2 separate regions of the Homo sapiens genome follow, and region 2 is linked to region 1. The links are chromatin contacts, found by Hi-C or POLR2A ChIA-PET in ENCODE. All regions are on one chromosome and are shown on one strand. Each heading gives the region's core, a stretch centred on a gene start or an enhancer-like site at or near the end of the contact. The rest is flanking DNA. Distances are from core to core; before and after follow the strand shown.

Region 1 (2,911 bases), core at 230-2,729:
TTTTCTTTTTTTTGAGATAGAGTCTCACTCTGTCACCCAGGCTGGAGTGCAGTGGCGCCATCTTGGCTCACTGCAACCTCTGTCTCCTGGGGTCAAGTGATTCTCCTGCCTCAACCTCCCAAGTAGCTGGGATTACAGGTGCGTGCCACCATGCCCGGCTAATTTTTGTATTTTTTAGTAGAGACAGGGTTTCACCATGTTGGCCAGGCTGGTCTCAAACTCCTGACCTCAAGTGATCCGGCCGCCTTGGCCTCTCAAAGTGCTGGGATTACAGGTGTGAGCCACTGTGCCAGGCCATGACTGGGTCCTTTCATGCTGCTCTTTCCATTTCTTTGCAGTCCTGGAAGCAGGCTACTTTGGGCAGCTGTCCTTGGCTGCTGCTCCCCTGCACCTTAGGATCCTTATGAAAAGCGACTCTATGCAAAGAGACACGCAGCTAATGCGTGCTGTAGGGTGAGTGGAGAGCCTGGGGGGCTGGGCTACAAAAACCTATGCAACCCAAGCCCGATCTGCCTGACCTTGAATTGGTTTACCACATGTCTCTCTCTTACCAGGCAAATCTCCAAGGAGTCTTTCACTTTGGACAGTACATCCCCAAATCAAAGACTGATTCATAAAAAGAACTGATGAAATGTTGCCTTTTGCTCAGGCACCCTATCACACATGTTTTTCCGGAGTCCCTTGCCATTTCTTCCTTGCTGACTCAGAGTAATGATGGAGAACAAAAAGCCAGGAGGATAGAAAAAAGGAAAGCTGCGCTATCCAGAGAGTCTGGGGAAAGAGCCAAGCTTTTCTCCCCAACCCGCATCTTTTTGGTTGTTGTTTCAAAGAACTTGCTTTGCCCCATTCAAGCTGCAGGGAAATCTCTTTTGCTAGAGGGTGCAATCAAAGCCGGTGGGGCATCTCCATGCAGTGTGTAGGTCACAAAATAGCTCTGAGGACATTGAAGGCCTGTGGGACGTTGCACAATGACATACTGGACCCGTTAGACACGCAGTGGGTTTCGCTTCCTGTACATTTCTCCGAAAAACCTGCCGAGTCATCGACAGTTATCACCACCTTGCAGAATTTACGAAAGCTTCTAAGCAGTCATCTGAATAGTTTCTTTTGCTTCTAGGGCTCCTTGTACTCCTGTAATTTAAAATTTGTTTAAATAATAAAACCAACACACAATCTGGGGCAAAATTAAAATTCCAGGGAAGGCAGGCCAGGTTTTGCTGGATGGGATCCTTCAAGAAATGTGCAGATAAAACAAGGACCAGCAGCTCCTTTTCCTGAGTCTCCTGAAGCGAACAAGTCATTGTTAGGTGCATGGCTTGATAAAGAGAAGTGACAAGAAGATGGTATTTTAGACACTGAGAAATGAAAGCAAGTGTGCGTCGTGTCTAATGCAAATTACTGCTGCCCCTAGAAAAGAAAGGTGTGTGTGACCATAACGAAAGGAATAAGTTTAAAAAAAATTTGCCAAGTTAGCAGATTTCTGTCTCAAGAATGTAACAAAAACCATTTTTTTATGTTGAGGATTTTTTAAAGTTAAAAACAAGTCATCTCCTAAGAAAAGATAAGAATGTGATTCCTGAGCTGAGGGTATTTGCATTTTGAATTTTTGTTCCTACCTTTCAAGTAGGAATTGTGCCAAGAAAGCATAAACACAGAGAAGGAAATGGGTGTTTGTATTTGTAATACCTGCCTCAGGAGAGGAGAGAAGCCAAGAAGAAAGGGTGTGTGATTAACTCCTGAGCGCACTTGGAACCCAATGCGGCCAGAGATGTGAGTTGTGGGCCAGCAGGTGGATCCCTGTGGCCGCAAAATTTTGCTGTGCGACTGCTTGCATCAGTGGTGTTGTGGACGCCTTTAGGCAAGGTGTGTCTGTGGCTTGCTGGTATTTCAGCCAAGGAATGTGTCAGAGTAAGTTCAGCAGCCACAACAAGAGAGGATGTGTAGTGTTTCTGGGAGGGGCTTGTGTTGTTCTCAATTTCCGGGTACAAGGCTGGGTGCAGTGGCTCACGCCTGTAATCCCAACACTTTGGGAGGCCGAGGCGGGCGGATCACCTGAAGTCAGGGGTTCGAGACCAGCCTGACCAACATGGAGAAACCCCATCTCTACTAAAAATACAAAATTAGCCAGGCGTGGTGGCGCATGCTTGTAATCCCAGCTCCTCGGGAGGCTGAGGCAGGAGAATCGCTTGAACGTGGGAGGTGGAGGTCACGGTGAGCCGAGATCGCGCCACTGCACTCTAGCCTGGGCAACAAGAGCGAAACTCTGTCTCAAAAAAAAAAAAAAAAAAAAAAACTCCGAGGACAGAGTGATGTTAGACCAGACAGTGGGTCTCAAACTGTGGGTGTGTTTCAGCCACCTGTGATGCGTGTTACAAAGGCAGTCACCTAAGATCTCACCCTGGAGCTGGGATCCATGGAGCTGGGCAGGTTGAGGTGGTTCCAAGTTCAGTACAGGTGGTTCAAGGTCCCTACTCTGAGAAACTGACATCAAATGAAAGAAGACAAGTTTAGCGTGACAGTCCTTTATCTTCACACCTCATAATTGGCAAGCCACACTGCTTAGCCACATTCAAAGTCACTGGCAAGTGATTTTATTTTATTTTCAAGCGTGGGACAACTTAATTTTGTGAAATGTATATTTTTTGGTCATAGCATAAGCTACCACTCCTCAGTTCTTTTTGGCTGTTTTACAAACCAGTCAGGAAATGTATGGCAAAAACAGCAAAAGGAAAGTCGATTTTAAAAATGTACGATGCATGTTTTCGTTGTATAGACATTAATAATGAAAACAAAAGGAAAATTTTGGCTCTCGAGAAAAATGGAAGTGCCTAAAACGTTAATTTTTTTTCTTTTTTTCCAAATACCCAGACGTCAAGGAGACTAAAATGTAAATTTTAACCTAAAAGTATGA
Region 2 (2,911 bases), core at 109-2,608, 150 kb after region 1:
TTCATCAGCTCTTTTCCACTTATTACCTCACGTTATTTCATTACTGCCCCAGTTTCTTGGCCAGCCCGGAATCATCTAGGGGAGCCTGGCTCCCACTCCTTGCCTGACTAAACATTGTGATCTTATGGTTTTGGGTGTGCCCTGGGCACCAAGATGTTTTAAAGCCCTCAGGGTGATTCTGACATTCTAGCATTCTCACTTTGTAGGGGAATTATATAATCCTTCAAGACATCTCAGAGCCTCAGCAAACTGCATTTAGCCTTGGCGATTCTCATCACACTGATTAAAAGAAGCGACTCCCCTTTCTTGAATGACAAAGCAATCAGCACCTGTGTTAATTAACATGTATTGTTTGGGCATGTGTTTTCTACTGAGAGTCCAAGACTTGCTAAAACCATGGAGCGTGCATTTGTGATACTACAGTTGAGAGAAATAAGACGATTTACCAGAGCTAAGAGATGAGGTAGTTACTGCTTTTACTGTTTCCTTCCCTTGCAATTTCAGGTTTGGGCCCCTGGCACCTTTGATTAAAGGAGAGAAGAAGCCACGCAGCAAGGGTAGTCCTAGGATGCTGTTCGCATCGTCCAGAATATTGATGAAGTCGGCTGGAGTGGGAACCCACGGTGTGGGGCAGATACAGAAATGGGCTCAGGCATCAGATAATTCAGCCAGATATGACTGACACCTTAGAAAAGACCTCGTCTATATGCTGGCTTCTCCGTCTCATCCATAAAGCGAAGCAGAGAGCCCCTGCCTCAAGACTTAAATGAGCTCATAAACAAAAGCACTCCACAGGGTCTGGGGCATATAGCAGCTGCTCAGTAAATGAAAAAATATTTATTACTACTTTGGAGCAGCCGTTTATTTTTTCAGGCAGTGACAAAGTATCTTTTAGAATGCAAAGATCTTTTTCTTTTTTTCGTCTTTCTCTTCCAAAAGAAGAAGGTGAAAATGTGGAGGTGAATGTCTTTAAAAGTGACATTCACACCTAAGTGTGAAGTCTAGGTGTTAACCTGAGTGAGAAATCTTCAAAGAACAGAATAAGTTCACATGGAGCTCTGTCGCCTGCCCAGAGCACAGGGTTCCCTGCTCGGTGTTCCTCCTGGTGTTTCTTGTATCATGAACTTGGTGCTGGTTATTTCTTTACTTCTCAAACTCCCATGGATCATCCTTTCTCTGTATTGCTCTTTCTCCATGGATTGGACATTGCTAGAGACTGAATGTGTGTCTCTCCAAAATTCATGTTGAAATCTAACCCCCAAGGTGATGGTGTCAGGAGGTGGGCCTTTGGGAGCTGCTGAGGTCATGAGGGTGGAGCGTTGTGAACGAGATGAGTACCCAGAGAGCTCCCTTGCCCTTCCACCCTGTGAGGACAGAGCGAGGGTGCACTATGGCTCCAACACGCATCTATGAACCAGGAAGTGAGTCCTCACCAGACACAATATCTGCTGGTGCCTTGATCTTAGGGTTCCAGCCCCAAGAACTGTGAGCGATTAATGTCTGTTGTTAGTCTATGGTGTTTTGTTAGAGCAGCCTGAATGGACTAAGACAGAAATTATTTGCAACTCTTCATTTTGCTGTAGCTGCTATTACTTTTGTTATTTCTTTACCCTTTTTTTTTTTTTCTCCTTTAATTGCTCTCCGATGGATGAAACTTGGTCAGGACTGGACCCAGAGTAACAGACCCTGGACCTCAGCCTTGTCCTGCCTGAGTGTAAAGCAGAGGCTCTTCTCATCAGTGACCCCTTGGTGCTTCCTGTTATTTACAACCTGAAGCTGCCAGTGTCATATGAAAGCAGTGTCGTTGTATTTATGAAGAATTCTTTAGGGATCTCCTTCAGGGCAGCCAAAGGACACTGCAAGGTTAAGTCAGCATTTGAGGGAACAACATTTTCTATCCTTCTGAATATCTGTTGGACATCTGCTTTTCTGGGATCTCAAAATTTGAAGCAACTGGGAAAGTTTTAGGCAGAGGCATATCTATAGCTAGGGAACTGGTCAGGAAATCACTTGGTTTAAGAATTGGGTCCCTAAGATCTCCTGAACTGTCTGTCACTCTTAGATGGTGGAGGAGACCTAGAACAGAGAACAGGAAAGGATGAATGTATTGTATGGTTGTCTCAATTCTGAACGAGTCTTCCCTTTTAGTGGAACCCATTTGGGCACGTACATGATTCCTTGCACTCTACGTGTATATTTTCAGAGCATTTCTCACCTGTTAAGATCATTTCCTAATATGTGTAATATGCTTCACAGGATGGTCTCGTAAAATGATAGCACTGTGTCTATTTGTTAATAGCAAACCCAGGAGTGACTCAGCTTTGCTTCATTTCTGGAGTATGTCAACTGGAGTAAAAACTTGGCCATGAACACTGATGATCTTTATCTTTGCATCAGCAAGTTCTAGATGAACAAAATCCTCTATTATCTCCATCACCTAAAGATATTGACTGCTAACATTTTAGTGAATCTGTTTCCAATCTTTGAATTTTAAAAAATCTGCATTCTAAGGTTGTGATTACACTGAATATACAGTTCTGTATTCTGAATTTTAAGTTTAATATTATAATGTCTTTCTTCATATTTTTACATATTCATTTCAAACAATATATTTAATGGCAACATCATTTCTTAAATATTTTATTCTACCTTTCCCCTTAATATTTCCTTCTGTTCTGTGTCTGCTTCAAGGATTCAGTAAATTATGACTTATAAAGTTAATGCATATTAAATAGGATTTTGGCTAATGTGGCCTGTATTTTTGTGATCTAGCTGGATCATAATGGTACCAGAAATAAAATACGGTACCTTGGAGAGATTGCATATTCAGTTCCAGACCACCACAATAAAGTGAATAGCCCAACAAAGTGAGTCACACGAACTTTTTGGTTTCCCAGTGCATATAAAAGTT

What was found. A loop is a pair of places that touch in the nucleus more often than their neighbours do. ChIA-PET counts read pairs that join two places held with the same protein, here RNA polymerase II (POLR2A).
Region 2: a loop to region 1 is called in a map of natural killer cell, with 2.3 times the contacts of the local background. The contact joins two enhancer-like sites. A Hi-C loop is called at or near these places in 1 of 168 maps with a recorded cell type or tissue (natural killer cell). POLR2A ChIA-PET finds 5 or more read pairs at or near these places in 2 of 52 experiments (activated B cell and activated naive CD4-positive, alpha-beta T cell).

Annotation. Positions count from the first base shown.
Region 1 is chrX:9,350,924-9,353,834 of GRCh38, reverse strand. No RefSeq gene overlaps it. Among named protein-coding and RNA genes, the nearest start is that of TBL1X, 110 kb to the left of the region's middle. RefSeq lists enhancers at 934-1,043, 1,064-1,123, 202-1,401. Within about 2 kb of position 1,479, at least 13 of the 41 ENCODE cell types and tissues checked have a DNase peak (open chromatin) inside an H3K27ac peak, as active enhancers do; they include natural killer cell, where a contact is called at or near this core.
Region 2 is chrX:9,204,163-9,207,073 of GRCh38, reverse strand. No RefSeq gene overlaps it. Among named protein-coding and RNA genes, the nearest start is that of FAM9B, 170 kb to the right of the region's middle. Within about 2 kb of position 1,358, at least 2 of the 41 ENCODE cell types and tissues checked have a DNase peak (open chromatin) inside an H3K27ac peak, as active enhancers do; they include natural killer cell, where a contact is called at or near this core.